Regions from separate parts of the Mus musculus genome. Here region 2 is linked to region 1. The links are chromatin loops, found by intact Hi-C in ENCODE. Cell type or tissue: heart. All regions are shown on one strand. Each heading gives the region's core, and the rest is flanking DNA. Links, peaks and the distances in the headings are about the cores only. Region 1 holds the start of Acbd3 (acyl-Coenzyme A binding domain containing 3). Region 2 holds the start of H3f3a (H3.3 histone A).

Region 1 (9,573 bases), core at 950-8,949:
GTAATGTGATCTGATGCCCTCTTCTGATGTGTCTGATAAATAAATCTTTAAAAATCTAAAAAAAAAAAAAAGGCGTGGTGGCACATGCCTTTAATTCCAGCACTTGGGAGGCAGAGACAGGCGGATCTCTGAGTTCAAGGCCAGCCTGGTCTACAGAGTGAGTTCTAGGACAGCCAGGGATACACAGAGAAACCCTGTCTCGTAAAACAAAACAAAACAAAAAAAGAAAGAAGGAAAAGTCAAAGATGATGACATACACCTATAATCCCAGTTGCGGCAGGAGGATTGCCATGAGTTTGAGGACAATATAAGCTACCCAGTAAAATCAAGGTCAGCCTAGACTACAGAGCGAGATTGTGTTTCTGAAAAATAAATAAAAGAAAAAGAAAGGCAGAATTAAGCTAGTCTGACAAAAAGTAACTACCTAACTACTGTTAGAAAACAGTATAAAACTGAGCCCTGGTAAAATGATAATCTTTAAATACCCCCCCCCCATTATAACAGTCTTAATAGTTTTTAATTGATTCTAGTAAAAATGGACTACAAAATTAAAAAAACCCAGCTGACAAGATGGCTCAGCAGCTAATCTGACAACCTCAAGTTGGGTCCTAATCCACATAGTGGAAGGAAAGAACTGACTCAAGCTGTCCCTGATCCCGTGCCATGACATTGCCCTCACCAAAAAATACAAAATTATAAAAGAACTGAGTACAAGCTATGTACAAGTTTCATCCATGCACACATAGTATGGATGAAAAAAGCTAGGCAGTGCTGGCACAAGCCCCTAGACCCAGCACTCAGGAGGCAGAGAGGTCTATGAGCATTGAGTTTTGAGAACTGCCAAGGCTACATAGAGAAAACTGTCTCAAAGGTGGGGAAAAACATGAATTGAACTATATGAACAGGGAGAAAAAGGCAAAAGACACAGAAGTTGCCAATAAACATCTACATGGGTATTCAACTTCACTAATTAAAGACACTGCAGTTGAAGCCACCCATACCATCAGATTTTAAAAAGCTAGACAAATGACTTGATAAGGAGGGCTGGAGAACTGGCTCAGCAGTTAAAGGTATTGGCTCTTTTGTCAGAAGAACTGGGTTCCATTCCCAGAACCCACATGGTGGCTCAAAACCATCTGTAACTTCATTTCCAGGGGATCCAATGCCTTCTTCTGACCTCTACAGGCAGCAGGCAATAAGTGGTACACATACATTCATGCAAATAAAATAAATCTAAATCAAACAGAACCAACTCAGATCATTGCACTAGTTCTTAATACTTTCATGCCGAAAACATTCAAGTAATAAAGTAACTTGATAGTACTTCTGAATTCTTTCCCTCAGTATATTACCAGAAAGCAGGGTCCTATCTACTGTCACCTTTTGCAGGGGTAGAACTGCCTAAAACCAGAGAGAGATCAGCCTTTCCTCGTACATGAAGTGAATGGCCTAAGCCAGGTCCCTCCACTAAGAGACATAGATAGCATAGAACCCTCAAGGAAGGATTAGGTAAAATAGTATGCACGCAGCTTTCACCTGACATCTAGTAAACATCTGCTCTGTAACCACTGACAACCATTAGTTTGAGATCATAAATCAATGCAACCAATCTACCAGACAAATGTAACAGCAAGTGAGTTTTTGAAAAGGAAAAAACTAAACCCTGAATAACTCAACAAAAACAAGTTAACTCCGTCCCAGAAGTATAAAGTGGAATTCTTTAGGACCTAACATAAAAGGCTAGGAAAGCCTAGCTCAATCTTGCTAAAGTAGAATTAAGAGCAACTTCTTTCCTCTTTTGAAAAACCTTCCTGGTTCTTCATCTAACAAAAAGGCTAAACTATATACAACTTCATTAAATGCTTCTAGGACCTGTATTCAACCTTCTCATCGATTCATCAAACTACCTCCTGTTTTCCATTTCCCAGACACACATGCCAGGCCCCATGCCCTCTCCACTGTCCTTTCTGGAGTGGCACTATTTCCTCAACCCACACTTGCTCTGCAGGTGTCAACTGGCCCTTTAAGTCTTTTGCCTCCATGCTCCTTAAGAGCGAAGACAAAGACGATTGTACCATTCACACAGCAGCATCCTAGCATTAAGCCTTTATCCACAATAAGGGTATAAAGCCTCCTGATGTTTACATAGTAAAACACCAATTTACAGTTTCATCATAAAGGACACCTGTCTGTTATTTACACATCCCATCCCCTGGGGCAGAACTCAGGGCCTAGCTATATATGCTATGTTATATACACTAGGAAAGCATTTCACTTTCACTTTAGCAAAAAAAAAAAAACCTCAAGAGTTGTTGATACAGTAGTTCATCACAGGTTTATGATCATCACTATTATAAGTATGTAACACAAAACACTTTTTGGCGGTGGGCGGGTGGGGTATTTCATGTACCTATTCCAGAGCGTTCTTGCACTATGTAGCTGAGAGTGGCCTTAAACTTCACATTCACCTCCTGAGTATTGCAATTTCAGGCCTGCCACACCATAGCTTGCTTATATGGTGTTGTTGATAGAAACCAGGTCCTAAAGCCAGATAGGCAAGCACCCTACTAACTGACTTCTCCAGCTATTATCAATAGAAAATAATCTTGCTTTCAAGATTAAATTTAGTCCACAGAAGATAAAATGTAATCTAAAAAGAAGGGTGGAGTTGGGGAAGATGGCTCAGCATTTATTTGCTGTATAAGCACGAGGATGGGGCTGACGAGATGGCTCAGTGGTTAAGAGCACTGACTGCTCTTTCAAAGGTCCTGAGTTCAAATCTCAGCAACCACAGGTGGCTCACAACCACCCATAACGAGATCTGACGACAGCTACTGTGTACTTATGTATAATAATAAATCTTTGGGCCAGAGTGAACATGAACAGAGCAAGCAGAGGTACTAAAAACGCAATTCCTAACAACCACATGAAGGCTCACAACCATCTGTACAGCTACAATATACTCATATACATTAAATAAATAAATAAATAAATAAATCTTAAAAAAAAAAAAAAGCATGAGGACCTAATAAGTTCAGACCTCCTTTAAAAAAATAATCAAGACACATAAAATAGTGGATATCTCTAAACTCAGCCCTCTTACATAAAGAGAGGCTAGGACAAGAAAATCTCCACTCATGGCACATGGCTAGACTGGTGTACAAAGCAGCAAAGGAGATCCCTTCTCAAGGAGAACCACGCCCAAGGTTGTCCTGTGACTTCTACACAGAAAACGCACACATACACACCAGAAAAAACAAAGCAGCCTTGTTGGATCCACCCCGGGTTCTATTAATTCTGCTTTTATATGCTTTTCTCTCTTTGAATTAGTGCCTGATATACTTACAGCAGCCTCTCACTGTTATTGCCAAGTAATAATCCACACAGAAAAGTGCCTGAACAGCTTTGAGCATTTAGGAACTGAGCAAACTATCCCCATTGATGCACTTCCTTCTGTAAGGTGACTAATCAATATGGGTTCTCCAAAGACTCTTGCCACTCAGAAGGCAATTTAAAATAATCTGTTTAAATAATTAAATTTTAAATGTGAGTCCAGTGTTACATAATCCAGCTTCTCTATGTAGAGCTTGATTCTCGCAGTTAAATTTCTAGGAATTTATATAGCAACAATAATTTAGAATGAGGCTCCTGACCCACAATGCTAAATTTGCTGCCCGTTACACAATTTTTTAAGTTAGTTAATCAGTTTGTTTAGGTTTTTGTTAACTGTTGTTTTAAGACAGGCTCTTGCTATGTAGCTTTGGCTGTCCCAGAATTGTGCTGGCCTGGCTGGCCTCGAATTCACAGAGATCCACCTGCCTCTGCCTGCCTAGTTCTGGGATTAAGTGTGAGACACCATCTCAGTGTTTTCTTCTCTTTACGAAGATACTGCTATTTTCAAAATAGATGGGCTCAGATGAAATACCTCTCCACTCCCTTTGTTTCCCATGCAGCAAAATCAAAGATTAGAATAGAAGTTGGTTCTTTCTGGCTCTGGAGCCATATCTCATTGGTAAAGAATGCACAATGCTCTTCCCAAGGACCCTAGTTCAATTCTCAATACCCAAGTCAGGCAGTTCAGAACTTCCTGTGACTCCAGCCCCAGGAGATCCAACACTTCTGGTCTCCTGGGGGACCCACATTGACACTGATACATACACACTCACTCACTCACAAAAATTAAAAATTCTTAAAAAATAAAAAAGAGAGAGAGAGTTAAAGTTGGTTTGTCCCTGTTTCTTGCAGCTTATGTTATTAAAATGCAAGTTCCAAAAATTAACTTTTAAGGGCAAGCACTGCTATGTGAACTGTACAGAAACCAGTGGATTCGCATTTATTTACGACAAACTCTAAAATCAAATCGGCGACTCAAGAGTTAAAGTGATCCTAAACTCATTACCACACAGGAAAGGCTGAACTCCTCCAGCCATGGCAAAGAACAGCTCAAGGGTAAACTTTAAAATACTATGAATTTAGAGTAACCATTTATTGTTCTGGAAAGTTTCATAGAATCTCACCTAGTTTGCACAATGAAAGTTGATTTAAAAATAAAACTACCTTCACACGGGTCACTACAGTGAACAACTCAACTTTAGCTGGTGAACTAGGCAATCCGAAAGCCCTAACTCTGGGAAGCTTGTCATAAATATGGGGTTCTAGAATGCAGGTGGAACCTAGCAACCCCTTTAAAGTTTCATTTGCCCTTATCTTGCTTTGTTTTCCCACGCAAGAACCTAAATAGCCTTTAAGAATCAGACTATGAGTCAAGCTCTTTCCCACTGACCAAATCTTGTGACTGTTACCTCCAGTATTAACTAGAGAAGAAAAAAGGCAGGAAATCACCGCACATCACAATTTTGTTTTAAGAAACAGTAGAGAGAGAGAGAGAGAGAGAGAGAGAGAGAGAGAGAACGAGAACTTCGCGCTTTAGTCTTCATCATTCACTTCCATGGTAGAATTTCCTAGCCACTTAGAAGTTACTAGAACACAGTGGCCATCACTTACTCACTCAGGCAAAAGGGAATAAATGAACTTAGTATTTTACTTCATCCTTCGCCACATCCCTATCGCCTAATGATCATGTCCCACACACGCTCACGGTTTACAAGGCTAGAAAAGGGATGTGTGGGACCCAATACAATTTTCTTCCACTAAGATAGTTTTTTTTTCTCTCTTTAAAAATCGCTTCGATGTTGTCGTGAGCCGTGAAAAACCGATACATAACAAAAAGGCGAAATCCATCCCAGAATAGGAGCCCCGGGGAGCGCGCGCTCCTGTCCACTCTAGCTCGTGGAAACCAGAAAACTTAAACCAGGTGGAACGCCCCAGCAACTAGGCGACACGGGCTGCTAAACCAGGGTTCTAGGTCTCTCAGGGGTGTGACCAGGGGCCGGACCGGCAGTGACAAACTCTCGGTGCCACCAAGGACGGACCGGCGCTCCGGTCACCCCGGCCTAGCTCGGGTGGGTGGGGCAGGCATGGCCGGCCCGCAGTCCCGCAGGGGCGAGTGACCCGCTCACTTTTGTAGAAGCGCAGCGCCAGGCCGTAAAGCTCCTCCAGGCCAAAGCCCCAGTGCTGCTCCATCCGCCGCGCCTCCTCGGCCGCGCCCTCAGCCGCCGCCTCCCCGGGCTCCCGCTGCTGCCCCGAGGCGCCGGAGCCCAGTCCATTCCCCGGGGCCGAGGACGGCGGCGTCTGCGGCGGGGCCCCCTCCGCGCCGGGCCTCTCCTCCGAGTCCGGGCTCAGCGTGAGACCGTCGAGCGACACCTCGAGCTGCTCTACGTTCAGCTGCGCCGCCATCTCCGCTCGCAGCGCCTCCTCGGCGGGGACAGGCGGCGGCCACGTATCGACTTCCTGCTGACCTCTCACCTCCGCTCGCCGACACCGGAACTTCCGCCGCCAAGGCGGCTGGGGTTTGAAAGCGCCGGGTGCCCCGCCCCCGAGCGTGTGGGCCACGCCCTCCCGTGCCCTCGGCTTGCTGGGGACCTCACGCCCCTCTCGGAGAGAGGCTCACCCCACCGCCGTGGCCGTCCCAGGGAGCCGGGACGTCCCGTGGGGTTCGTGGCGGTCCGCGTTGGTCGGGGGTGTGTGAGGTGAACCCCAAGCAGCGGTGTTGGGGGTGGCTGCTGGTCGCGTCCGACCCTGCAGGGGACAACTGCAGAGACATCTGTGCAGAGTCGCTGTTGGGAAGTTGCAGGCCAGTTACGGAGTCTCTTGCAACTGCCAGACGGTCAGAGCAACTGCCGTCTTCATTTTAAAGTAGAAATCAGGCTTTCGTCCCCTGCAGTGTTTGTCCTCTCCCTTAATTTATGTTCGTTCTCCTAAGGGAGGGAACGGTTGACTATTTTATTTTTTGCTATGTAGCTCAGGCTGACTTTGAACTCACTCGTTAGCTCAGGTTGCCCTTGGTCCTCCTGCCTTAATCTCCCGAGGGCTTTGACTACATGTGCAAGCCATCAGGACTAGCAATAAGGACAGCATGAGGCCAATTCAGCTATCCATGCCACGAAAGTGTAGGACCAGAAGACAGAATCTCTGCAGTGTCGGGTATAAGAAAGTAGGAGGTAGTTAAGGAGAAACAGCCAGAGTACATAGCACTCTCCTTTCTGTTTGCTTTTGTTTTTTTTGAGACATGGTTGTAAGCTACATAGCCCTGGCTGTCCTGTCACTATGAAGGTCAGACCAGACTAGCCTCAAACTCATAGAAACCCACCTCCCTCTGTTCTCGAGTGCTGTATTCTGGGATTTTTGGTTCCGTAGCAGAGTCTTCCAATTCATTAAAAGTGAAAAATTGTAAGATTTTCATGCATACACTGGGCAAGCACTCCAGCTTAGGGCTCTTTCATTGAGCTGAATGAATGGATGAAAGCACACTTCAATTACATACAGTATCAGTTCAGCTCAACATGATTTAAGGACTACCTTGTATATCATATACTATGGAAAATACAAAGGACAGTAGTCGTGTCCTACCCCTCGGCATCATGGTCCAGGAGGTGAGTCCGTGCCAGAGCACAATAGTATGGCCAGGCTGCTGGAAGGTACCTTCTGCCTCAGCACCTGTGAGCGGGTTCCCTAGCTTCTGTTTCCTCTTGGTTTGTTGAAAACACTGGAGTCATGAAACTATGTGTTAATATGTGTTTCAAGAGGCTGTGACATCACCAGAGAGCCTACTAACCCATCTTGAAGTTTCTGTCACCTCTGTATAGTGTCAACATGGGACCCAAGACTTCAATACATGGCCTTTGGGGGGCATTCCATTCCCAAAGTACAGTAGTGTGTAAAGCAAAATGTAAAGGAGTTGGGGAGGATTGCACACCTGTAATCCCAGTGCTTGGGAGGCAGAGGCAGGCAGATCTTTGAGTTCAAAGCCAGCCTGATCTATAAAATGAGTTCCAGAACAGCAGGGCTGCACAGAGGAACCTGTCTTGAAACAAAACAAAACAAAACAAAACAAAACAAAACAAAACAAAACAAAAAATCAGAAAGGCTTTGCTGGCTGGTAGTTTTTAATAAAATGTGACCACCATTATGTGCAACATTAAAATATACAAGAGCCCTTACCCTAAGGGGAGCTCACAGGGTAGAGTGTGTCCCTGGAGTTGACTAGAACAATTGGTATCTACTTTAAATCTGAACTGTTTGGTAGCCTGTTAAAATCTGGAATTTTAATGTCATATCATCAGGTTTCTGGCTTACCTTAAAATGAAGCAATCTACTGGCTATGGGCCTAATGCTGGTGGTTAATGATATTAGCTGGTGTTATGCAGGTTTTAAGATGTGCCCTAAGTTCACAGCCATTTACTGTCTTATGTGACAGAGACTGTCCAAGCTGTTATCACGGGTCACATGACAAGATTGATTGCTGTAGTTATCTGTCTGGTCACTTCTCTTAGGCTGCTTCTGCACTCTAACTACATACCACAGCCTGGGTGGTTTATAACTAACAGCTCTTTGTTTCTGACAGTTATTACAGCTGAGATGCTCAAGATCAAAACACTGGTTGTTTTGAAGTCTGGTTGGTGTGTAGCAGCTTCCTCTTAAGATTAAAACAGTCTGTCCTACAGGAAGCTCCTTAAGCAGGGAGGCAAACAACTCAAAATAGCTTCAGGAAGTTTCTGAAACTGACCAGATTCAATAGATCCCTCTGGTCAGAGTAATTCACCTCAGATCAAAAGAGAGCTGAGCTAAGAAGGAGACTTTGAGACCAGATCAGCTGCCTGGAATAAGCAGACCAGCAGCCCTGCCTGGAAGACATTTAGACCAACTGCTGCACCTGGAAGGACCCTCTTTAACTGTTGAGCTGCCTGCAGCCTATGCAGTGAGCTTCAGGTTCCCAGTCTTGTGAGCTGTCACCCATGCTAGGGTCAGCCTTAGAGATGCAAGTGTCATTTCTGCTCTGTAAGAACCCCTCACCTATATTCCTATAAGCAACTCCAATAAAACTCATAGTTCACCAAGTTGGATTTGGGTGGTATCTGTGCTTTGGTTTGTTGTGGGATCCCAATCTGGGGTGAGTAGACCTGTGTGTTACCTCCCCAGGAAAGGTTTTGTCACCCGACACTGGTTAAGGGCCCACTTTCTGGTCTGTATGCATCCATGTTCTTGTTAATAGTTTCACACAGTGGAAAGAACGGAGAAGCTCTTTGTGGCCTCTAAGGATGGTTAGCTCATGAGGGTGATAACCATATGAGCTTCCCTAACACTACATTAGAGTGTCATTACATGGGGGTTAGACATGACATTCTGTCTGCAACACCATAGCAGGTGTGTGTGGCTTCTTTAGACAGAAGAGAGGCTGGGCATTTCGGGAAATAGCTGAAAGCCTAGCACAAAGGAGAGAAAGGGAAAGAAGTGTTTAAGGTCATCCTCTGCTTCATACCGAGTTTAAGGCCAACCTGGGCTCCCTCCCCCTCTCTCCCTCTCTCTCCCCCCCTGACCTCTCTCTCTCTCTCTCTCCCACACACACCTACCTCACCATCTCTAACTAGAAGGAGAACTCATCTCTTCCCTGGTTTTATCATGCAATGTGGATGGGTTTAGGTTAGTTTATCTCTTCAAAAGTGTTCCAGAAGCTCTACAGCTAAGTGATAAGACAGAATTTCCCTACAGCTGGCACTATGCTCCTCCCTGCCTGCGCAGAGCATCCCCTCACTTCTGGGGTGTTTTGTTTTGCTTTGTTTTTATGAGGCAGCTTTGTTTTTTATGAGGCAGCTTTCTCATGTATGTCAGGCTGGCTTTAAACTCCCTGTGTAGCCCAAGCTGTTCCCAACCTTAGGCAAATCTTCCTCAGTCTACTGATGGCTGATGTTACAGGTGTGTGCCACCACACCACACTTGGAATTCATTCCCTCCCTCCCTCCCTCCCTCCCTCCCTCCCTCCCTCCCTCCCTCCCTCCCTCCCTCCCTCCTTCCCTTCCTGCTTGCTTTCTGAGAGAGAGTTACATACAGCCCAGACTGGCCTAAAACCTGTTATTTATTGAAGAATGACATTGAGCTATTTTTTCTTTCTTTCTTTCTTCCTTTCTTTCTCTCTCTCTCTCTCTCTCTCTCTCTCTCTCTCTCTCTCTCTCTCTT
Region 2 (9,573 bases), core at 725-8,724, 85 kb before region 1:
AACAAAAACAAAAACCCAAGTGTGTTGGCTCACATTTCCCAGCACCTGAGAAGTGGAGACAGGCGGGTCAGAGGAGCTACCTGGCCAGCATGAGGCCCTGTCATGGATGGCCAGAGGACTGTCTAAGAGGTGGTTCTCACAGGTTGCATGGAGCACCTTAACAGATAACACTATTTTCTGGGCAAGAAGAGAAGAGTTTTGGAGAAAAGTGAGGATCTGAGACCACAAGACGAATGACATGCTTTTCAACAAAGCATGAACACAGGGAGAATCTATAGGTTATGAGATTCAAAAGGCTTACCAGAGCTGGGTTGTCATGGCCTATGCCAGAGTGAGGCAGAGGATCATGAGTCCAAAGCCAGTGTGAGCTTCATAGTGAGACCCTGTCAAAAGAAGGAACACAAAATTGGTCTGGGTCAATATAATGGGTACATGGGAGTTAATTGTGCTATTTCATATATTTTAGTGTATGACAACTTCCATGGAGTGGGTGAGATTTCCCAATGATTACAGCTAATAGAAAAAGGACTCTGCTGGGTGTGGTGTCACACGACTTTAATCCCAGCACTCGGAGGCAGAGGCAGGCAGATTTCTGAGTTTGAGGCCAGCCTGGTCTACAGAGTGAGTTCCAGGACAACCAGGGCTACACAGAGAAACCTTGTCTCAAAAACAAAGAAAGAAATGAAAGAAAAAGGACTCCAACCCAATGTGTTAGTATGTATGCAGCGGGACAATGCTTCAGTAGAAGAAACAGGCAACAGTATTCCTAGAGTTTATATTCTTACTGGCAGGAAACAGACCATAAACAAACAACAGATTTAAATCAACACCTCAAAGAAAAGGGTGGTAAGTGCTCAGAAACATCTCCAACAGGCAGCAGTTTTTTGTGCTTAGTGAGCAAGAAGAATGAAGTGGCTGGCATTGTTTTTGACTTTTTGATATGGTCTTCCCATGTAGACTTAACAGGTTTGGGACACCGTCCGGAGAGCAGGCTAACCTCCTACTCCCAAAGGTCCTCCCGGGTCTGATTCTGAACTGCTAGGATTATAGGCATGCACCATCACATCTAGCTTTGCCAATTTATCCTATCCTTTCACTTATAAGCAAATCCTAATTAGCGGCCATAATTATCTTATTCTAGGCAAAGATTTTAACCTGATTTTAAGCTCTTGCTCCCCTCTTTCCATTACGATAAACTCCAAATGTTGAGGGGTGGCTGAGCTCCAGGAGTGGAGTCTGTCCTCTGGGGCTGTTGGCATGTGCCTTTAATCCCAGCACTTAGAAAGCAGGCAGATCCCTGGGAGGTGGGGGCCAGCCCGCTGGTCTACATGTCTACATGTCAGTTCCAGGCTAAACCAAGAGCTACACGGGGAGACTCTAAGACAACAAAAGACTAACCTCTGGTGCCCCTTAAGAATCCTTGAAAAGAAAAAGGCTTTTTCTCCCCCCCAGGAGCAGCTCTCCTAGCGGCGCCATGAATTGGAAATAAAGCCTGTTTCTATTAGCTACAGTCGTTTGCCATCCTCGGGGCTCCAAAGCATCCTGTCCCCTGGCCAAGTGCAGCTTCCCTGTGCAAGGCGATGCTTCTAGAGAAGGACTCAATCAGGGCTGGACCGGTACCGGTGCTGTTCACTGAAGCACTCCCAGTCTTCCAAAAATTGTTCGGAGCAGAATTGGCATGCCATATATATATATATATGGCATATATATATATATGGCAAATCTGGAAACTTCCTGATTACTAAGAGGATAACCAGTCATATTTCCAGAAAGAGCTTGCGGACTACCATCACACAAGTAACTACTATTTCCATGTCAGAGATGGGCAACTTCAGTCGGTTCACAGAACCCACAATCCACACGAAGTAGTTCACCAGACAAGGTCCTTCCATCCCTTAGAAACATCTGCTTAAAGCCAGGAAGAATGTATGAGGAAACCTAGCATACATAGATAGTACTATCTATGACAAGCTAACATTTCTTGAAGATATGACTGATTCAATTGATATGTAACAGCCTTCTTGGATAAATCCAGCAACAAATATTTTAGTTTCCTGAAAACAAAACACAAACAAGCAAGAGGGGAAAAAATGCTTCTTGGCTCAAATTATAGGAATTTTTCACTGGCAGCTCTGTGGAGGGTTTTTTGCATATGTGCATTTAGGGTAGTATCGCAGATTGCATGTGTTCATCAACACTTAACACTCATTAAATAATAATGAAACAGGAGGCCTGGGTTGTTGTTTTTTTTCCCTCTAGGGTCTGTTCCTCAGTTCAGTGACCTTGGCCAAATCCATTTCTTCTCTCATATCTGATTTCCACATATCTGTTTCAGGATAATGTTCATGATAAGACTGCTTTGAGAGGTCTTCAGATTACATGTATGCTACTGTCCTTCATCAGTACCCTACGGGACCTTTGTGACTCTTCTACCGAAAGCCTTCACCCAGAGTTGTGTAGCCTGGTCAATACCACCTGGGGACGGTTCAGATGTTTGTGGGTCACTTAATGAGAACTTGAGCTATGCAGTCTGTTGCCCAAGCTACTGGGCAGAAGGAAAGCGGGAAACAGCTTTTCCTTCTACCTGCCGTTTCAGCCTCCTGTGTCTGACATTAGACTCTTATGTCACGAGATTTCTGCAGCGCTCCTCCAAACAGCGAAGGGGTGGAAAGGCCTACTCTGCCTTAGACTGCTACAGCTGTGTTGCACATTGTCTCAGAGGCTTACAAAATAACAGCCATCTTGCACCAAGAACCGCGGCCTAGGAAGAGGGCGAGCCCTGTCCCTCGGCCCCGGTGCCACCACCTGCGACGCGCTGACAGTCTCCGCACTGCCCCGCAGGCTGCCCCTCCTCTCCCGGGGCTAGAGTCTGCGACCGACTTGTCCTCAGGCGACTTGGCCCGAGCCTCCGGACCGGCCCGCGCTCGGCGGGGAGCGAAGGCGGGAAGAGGCCCGCGGGTCCCCCGCCCCTGGCGCGCCGCGCGGTCCGAAAGTGGGCGCGGGACTGGGGCTTCCACTTTGCCAGCTAGCTTCCCGCTTGGGCGCGTTTTCAACTGGGGCGCGGCGACCGTACGGTCCCGGCCTTCTCCCCGCCCCCACACGGGCCGGGAACCTCGGGGGCGCGCGCGGGGGCGATGCCCCTCCCCCCGCAGGCCGGGCGCTGGTCCGCAGCCCGCGCCGCCCTCCCCGCCCCCACACCCCCCGCTGTGCACCCCAAAGCTGGGCTTCGGGGGCTCACTTAACGCCTGCGTCCGACGGGGAGGGAGTGTGGGCCGGGGACGGACTAGGGCAGACGGCCCCTCGGCGGGCCCCTCGGCGTGTCTTTTGTGTTTGTACACACCGCGAGAGGCGGCGGGAGGAATGGGCGGGCGGCGCGCGGGGGAGGAGCGAGCGCGCGCCAGCGAACGAGCGCGCGGGGGGAGGGGAGGGGCGGGGCGCGCGGGGGCCCTGGGCGGGGCCGAGCCTTCCCTCCATTGTGTGTGATTGGCTGGAGCGCGGCGCGGGGCGGGGCGGCGTGTGTAGGGGAAAGCCTCGGTGTCAGCCATCTTTCAATTGTGTTCGCAGCCTTCGCCGCGCCGCTGCCGCTCTCCAACGCCAGCGCCGCCTCTCGCTTGCCGAGCTCCAGCCGAAGGAGAAGGGGGGTAAGTTTCTCCGTTTGCCCGCCTTCCCGGAGCCGGGCTCCGCTCGCCGTCGGCCTCGTAGGGGCCCACGGAGGCACCCACAGTCCCCCCGGGCTCGACCCGCAAACTTTTTGGCGCAGAAATGGAGATGGGGAGCGAGTTTGCCTTCCGCGGGCGGTGGCGGCGGCGGCTCCCCGGTCTCTCCGTCTCAGCCCAGCAGTGGCACCGCCGCGGCGTCGAGCCTGTCTCCCTCCGGCGCCGCGGGCTCCTCTTTCTTCGGTGAAATCCCTCCCGCTGCCCCTTCCCGGGACCCCAGACCTTCACCATGTCCCGCGCGAGCCTCTTAACTGCCGCCTCCGGGTCCCAGGCCCCAGTTTTTCGGGCGCAAAGGGGGTAAAATCGCCGCCGCTTTCCACCCCGGGCTAACTCGCTTTTTGCTGCCTCTCCACAGTTGTGCCTGAGCTTCACCATCTTGTCTCTCTTCTCTGGTCACCGACCATATTTTTTTTCCCCCCGTTTCTCTCTTCCCCATTTTAAAATGGAAGGAAAAAATTTTAAGAACATTTTTTTGCCTTTTTTGGAGAAAAAGAAACGATGCTTATGAAATGCAGAAAACAAAAAAAAAGAACTTTTGCATTTTTGGAGAGCGGCACGTGGCAGGGGATGGGGTATTTTCGAACGATTTGCTGTTTGTCTCTCTGGAAGGGAATCGGATACGTTTCCAATTGTTTCCATTTTGTGCTAGTCTTCGGGAGCCGAGTCGCTCGTTGCCAGCGCGGGGTGCGGGGACCGAGACGGGCAGGTCCGGTACCCCGAACCTAGGGACCCAGGGGAGGCAGAACCAAAAGTTTATGTGGTGCTGGGTGGGCCGGGCGGCCGGTGTCGAGCGCTAATTAAGCCTGGGTGCGGGGCAGTCGGCTTCCATAGCGAAGCCCGGGAGGGGGACGGGCTTTGTGGAATGCTCACTGGCGATGGCTGTTGTTCTTGCATTTCGAGACGCCTTTTTGTCAACATAACTATAAAGAAACAAACCTCAAGAATGTTTTTAGATATTTACAGCAACCCAACTGCCAGGCGCGAGAGGGGGGCAGCAAACCGAGCGGGGGGGGGGCGCTGAAACCTTTTTCTTTCTTTTTTTTCTTTTTCTTTTTTTTTTTTTTGGCTGTAATTTGACTCGACCTTTCTGTGTTTGTGGCTTCGTTCATTTGACTTGTTTGTGATCGAATGTTTGCAGACGTTTCTAATTTCTACTTTAATTAAATGAATTGGATCGAAAGCCATGGTGGGGGGCGTCTCTCTGGTTTTGGCTGTTTTATCGCTCGGAAATAGCTTTATAAAGTATAAATGCTGACAATTTTCTAGTTTGTTTTAAATCATGTTTGGGCGATAGATGTAATCCGCGCCCTTCCAAACTAATTATATAACAGTCCCCCCCCCTCCCCCATACTGATTAATTTCCAGATTTGGGGGGGGGGGGTTCTGGCAGGAATACTGTTATGTTTTAGTTGAATCCGATATTTTTTGTTTTTTAAACACTGATAGGTAAGTAAGGAGGTGTCCTTACCATGGCTCGTACAAAGCAGACTGCCCGCAAATCCACCGGTGGTAAAGCACCCAGGAAACAACTGGCTACAAAAGCCGCTCGCAAGAGTGCGCCCTCTACTGGAGGGGTGAAGAAACCTCATCGTTACAGGTATTTCTAAAACGTCGAGCAGTGGGATAGTGTCTAAGCAGTATGTCCGTGTAATTTAACAGGAAGATAGTCATACTTTTTGCTATGGGGAAAAGATGTTTCTCTCTTTTGAATGATTATTACTACTTGAATATGTATGCATATGTTTGTGAACACATGTATCTTAGTATTCAGTTTGATAGATAACATTACATTTTGAAGCTGTAATCTGATCTAAAAGCCTAAAAAGTCATAGTATAGTCAACTAGTGCTCTTAACTGCTGAGCAATCTCTCCAGCCCTCTAGTATAGTCAACTAGTAATAGGACACGTTAATATTTTTTTATATGGCCCTTTTTCTTTTTTTTCTTTTCTTTTCTTTTTCTTTTTCTTTTTTTTTTTTTTTGGTTTTTCGAGACAGGGTTTCTCTGCGTAGCCCAGGCTGTCCTGGAACTCACTAGGCTGGCCTAGAACTCAGAAATTCGCCTGCCCCTGCCTCCCGAGTGCTGGGATTAAAGGCGTGCGCCACCACGCCCGGCTCTTCTTTTCTTTTTTTTAACTAGTGAAGTCATACACTTTTAGGCAGCTCCTCATTTGTGGTAAAGTAACGACTTATGATAGGGAGACCAGTAAAGTTCCCAATGGTCATATTTACTTGGTGGGTTTTTCCCTACCTCATTTAGATATAACCAGTGTTGTTAAAGACATCAGCCATTAGAGGGCACAAGTTGCCCAAATTTACATAGACAGATTTTACAGTGAAAAGCTCAAGAGTAGAAGAAATAAGTCAGAATTAGAAAATAATTCTATAGGCAGTAACTTAAAACATTTTTTTGGCTGGGCAGTGGTGGGGCATTTAAATGCAGCAGGCAGGCAGGTCTCTGAATTTGAGGCCACCCAGGGCTATCCATAGAAACCCTGCCTGGGGGGTGGGGAGCAGAAATTTTTTTTATTAAGAAAAAAAACCACAAACAAGTTTTCAAATGTAGTTATGACTGATGCTAGAATGCTGGGAGATAAGACCCACTGAAGTGAATTGTTGAATTATGTAAGTCTTAGATGGGCCAAAGGAAAGTGATGCTGACCTCAGAAGAGACTAGGCAGCCTCTACCAACAGCCTAAGAGCTAATGTGTTCCCACGTTTTGTATGTTTAGAAGGCAGGGCTCATGTAACCCAGGCTTGCCTGGGACTTAGTATGTACCTGAGGCTTATGTCACACCTCATGCCTTTGCACCCTGAGCTCTGGTACAAGTGTGAATACCACAACCAGCTCAAAGTCTCAGGTCTTAGCACAGATTGATGGGCTGTGTGTGCATGAAAGTGAAAATGAATATATGGCTTTGATAAACTGCCTTATCGTGCTTTTTTTATTTTAAAGGTGATCTTTTTCTTAACAGGGTTGAATATTCAGGTCATAAAACTGATCTGTGAAATTTGGTGTTGAAGAATAGTTGAGTGGGTCTTTTTTAAAAATTACTGCATTTATTTAAAGCTGATCACTTTATATCATATAGGCTTAGTAACAATTTCTTAAATGTTAACTTTTTAGGCCTGGTACTGTGGCCCTCCGTGAAATCAGACGCTATCAGAAGTCCACTGAACTTCTGATCCGCAAGCTCCCCTTTCAGCGTCTGGTGCGAGAAATTGCTCAGGACTTCAAAACAGATCTGCGCTTCCAGAGTGCAGCTATTGGTGCTTTGCAGGTAAATGGGTAGGTGGGGAAGACCCTAGTTTTGTTTGTTCCTGTTGTGTACCAAGAGCAGTTACACGTCATGTTTTCGTGTAGCTGTCATTAAAAGCCTGTAAGGTAATTGATTTACTCCTGATGAAATTTCAAAGTTAAATGGTTCAAGGTGGCTGGGCAGTGGTGGTGAACACCTTTAATCTCAAACCTTGAGAGGTTCAAGGTCATACATAAAAACCTAAATCCTGCCGGGCGGTGGTGGCGCGTGCCTTTAATCCCAGCACTTGGGAGGCAGAGGCAGGCGGATTTCTGAGTTCGAGGCCAGCCTGGTCTCCAAAGTAAGATCCAGGACAGCTAGGGCTATACAGAGAAATCCTGTCTTGAAAAACCAAAAAAAAAAAAAAAAAAAAAAAAAAAAACACCTAAATCCTAATTGGTTCAAAAGCCTAATGCAGTTATTACCATTTAGAATTTTTAACCTTGTTGAAAGCAATGCCTAAAGCTGGCTTGGTTTATGGATGTTACAAGACTTTAGGATAGAGAGCTAGATAGAGGTCCATTCTTGGTCATTTCAAACAGCTGATGGAGAAATGCCCTGGTCCTAAAGATATAGAGCAAGTGAGGGTGCAGTTTAATACTTAGAGTGGGCAGTGTTCAAGGATGCGCAGAAGTGGTGGTGGTCCTGGGACTGACTGCTGGGAAGAAGAAGGGGGCTGAGCACATGGAGCTTGCTGGCGGCAACCATAGAGATCACATTACACAGGCTGAATTTAGTCTCAGTTCTGGTGCTGGGAACAGTGATCTGGAGTGATTGTATGTGGAAGCACTAATAACTTACAACAGTATTAAAGTTGAGATTAACACAAAAAGACTTGACGAGTGTTGGTATCTCAACTATGAAAAGGTGGGGCTGCAGTGACCACTCTGGATAAGAGGTGCAGGGTTCAATTCCCAGCAAGCACATGACAGCTCCCTGCAGCTCCAATTCTGAGGATCTGTTCCCGTCACACAGACACACACACGCAGGCAGACACAGCGGGTCAGAAGCAGAGTAAGTAGGAATGCAGCTTGCTGGGCAGTACTGCACGTCATCATTGGAGGATTTCAAAGATTACTGTTGCTGTGCCTAGCTTTTGCTTTTATATTTGAGAAAGATTTGATAGGTGGATTCTACTCTGGTGTGTGATTGGTTGAGCTGTTTCTATGGTTAGGCTAAACTGCATTTGATTGGTGAATCGGCATCTATTAAATTTGCATGGGTTGAAATTACTGAAATTTCAACTATCAAAATCTTCCCATACTGTTCCTTTAGAATTTTATTTTTCCATTCCAATAGCTGCTTATCAATTCCTTTTGCATTTACTAAGATTCCCAAGATGAGCTACTTTTGTTTTCTAATTACTGTTAGTAGGCTCTACTTAACACATCACTGTACTTGTAAGTCCAGCTTTTTTTTTTTAACCTTACTTTCAATAATTGTTTGTCTACTGAAATTACTAAACATTTGGGCTGGAACATTTCTAAAATTATTAATGAGTAAACATCCATTGTTGCTATTATTTAGTTACATAATCACCTGTAAGCATGATTTTGAGTAAAATATGCACTTTTATATATATTTTTTTAATGTCCCCTGCATTTTTTTTTTAATGACTTGAGTTTATTTAGGTTTATGCTCTGAAAGCCAGGTATGTCGTTAAGGGTGACTTTGAACTCTATTCTCTCTGCCCCTGAAGACTAGGATTACAGGCGAGCTCCATATCTGCTTTATGTGGTGCTTGGATTATATCCATTGCATGTGCATAGTAGGCGAGCTTTCCTCCTTACCCTCCAAGGTAGGGTCTCAGTAGCCCTAGCTGGCCTGGAACTCCCTCTGTAGACCAGGCTGGCCTTAACTCCTGTTTCTGCCTTCTAGGTGCTAGGGTTAAAGGTGTTCACCGCTGCCTGGCTAGGCAAGCTCTCTTAACCAGCTACACCATAGCTCTGAAAAGAGCAATCTTGCTGGCATGGCAGGTGTCTTTAATCCTGCACACGGGAGTGGGGGTAGAAGCAGATGGGTCTCTTGTTTCCAGGCTAGCCAGGCCAACATATACATAGTGAGATCCTTTTGTAAAAATGAAAGAACACAGTGATCTTCCTTGTAAGTTTTTTCTTGTATTTGTGAGAGCGATATAGGTTAGTTGGAAGGTTAAAGTTCTATAAGTGTTAGAGTTGCTGCCTATTAGTCCTATTCTCTCCTGCATATATAAGATCCTAGGTTTAGTCCCTAGGACCAGAGACAAAAAAAGAAGATAGTCATTTGCTTGTGGAAAAAGGATATAGAAACAGATGAGGTAGGGTTCTATCTAAACAGTGCTTTTTAATCTGTCCTGATGACTCAAAACTTTTATAATTCCAGCACATGTGAGCCTGAGGCAGGGGTGTTGATGTAAATTCAAAGCCAGCCTGGGCTACGCAGTAAACCTCTCTTAAAAACAAGGTATTCTATTTTTGGCTTTAGAATTACACAATTTAAGGTGGACATGATAGGGCATGCTAGTCTATAGTGCCAACACTCACATGAATAGTGAGTGGCAAGGAGAGTTAGTACTCAACAC

Evidence for each region. A loop is a pair of places that touch in the nucleus more often than their neighbours do. Peaks named below come from ENCODE experiments on the same cell type or tissue, not always from the same donor. Only the 100,000 strongest peaks of a DNase experiment are listed, where the experiment ranks them.
Region 2: it touches region 1 in a loop (7-fold over the local background); 7 of 42 quality-filtered maps call a loop at or near these places.

What each region holds. Positions count from the first base shown.
Region 1 is chr1:180,722,325-180,731,897 of GRCm38, reverse strand. It overlaps Acbd3 (acyl-Coenzyme A binding domain containing 3), which reads right to left and starts at 5,855. Exons shown (of 8, transcript NM_133225.3): 1 at 5,520-5,855. The coding sequence starts at 5,796. In heart, for the core only: a CTCF peak has its summit at 5,807; a DNase peak (open chromatin) is centred at 5,967; H3K4me3 peaks cover 3,087 bases; H3K27ac peaks cover 2,004 bases.
Region 2 is chr1:180,807,539-180,817,111 of GRCm38, reverse strand. It overlaps H3f3a (H3.3 histone A), which reads left to right and starts at 3,507. Exons shown (of 4, transcript NM_008210.5): 1 at 3,507-3,641; 2 at 5,163-5,313; 3 at 6,842-6,995. The coding sequence starts at 5,186. In heart, for the core only: CTCF peaks have their summits at 5,105, 5,324 (motif pointing left) and 6,008 (motif pointing right); DNase peaks (open chromatin) are centred at 1,404, 3,061, 3,401, 4,471 and 1 weaker place; H3K4me3 peaks cover 4,472 bases; H3K27ac peaks cover 3,287 bases.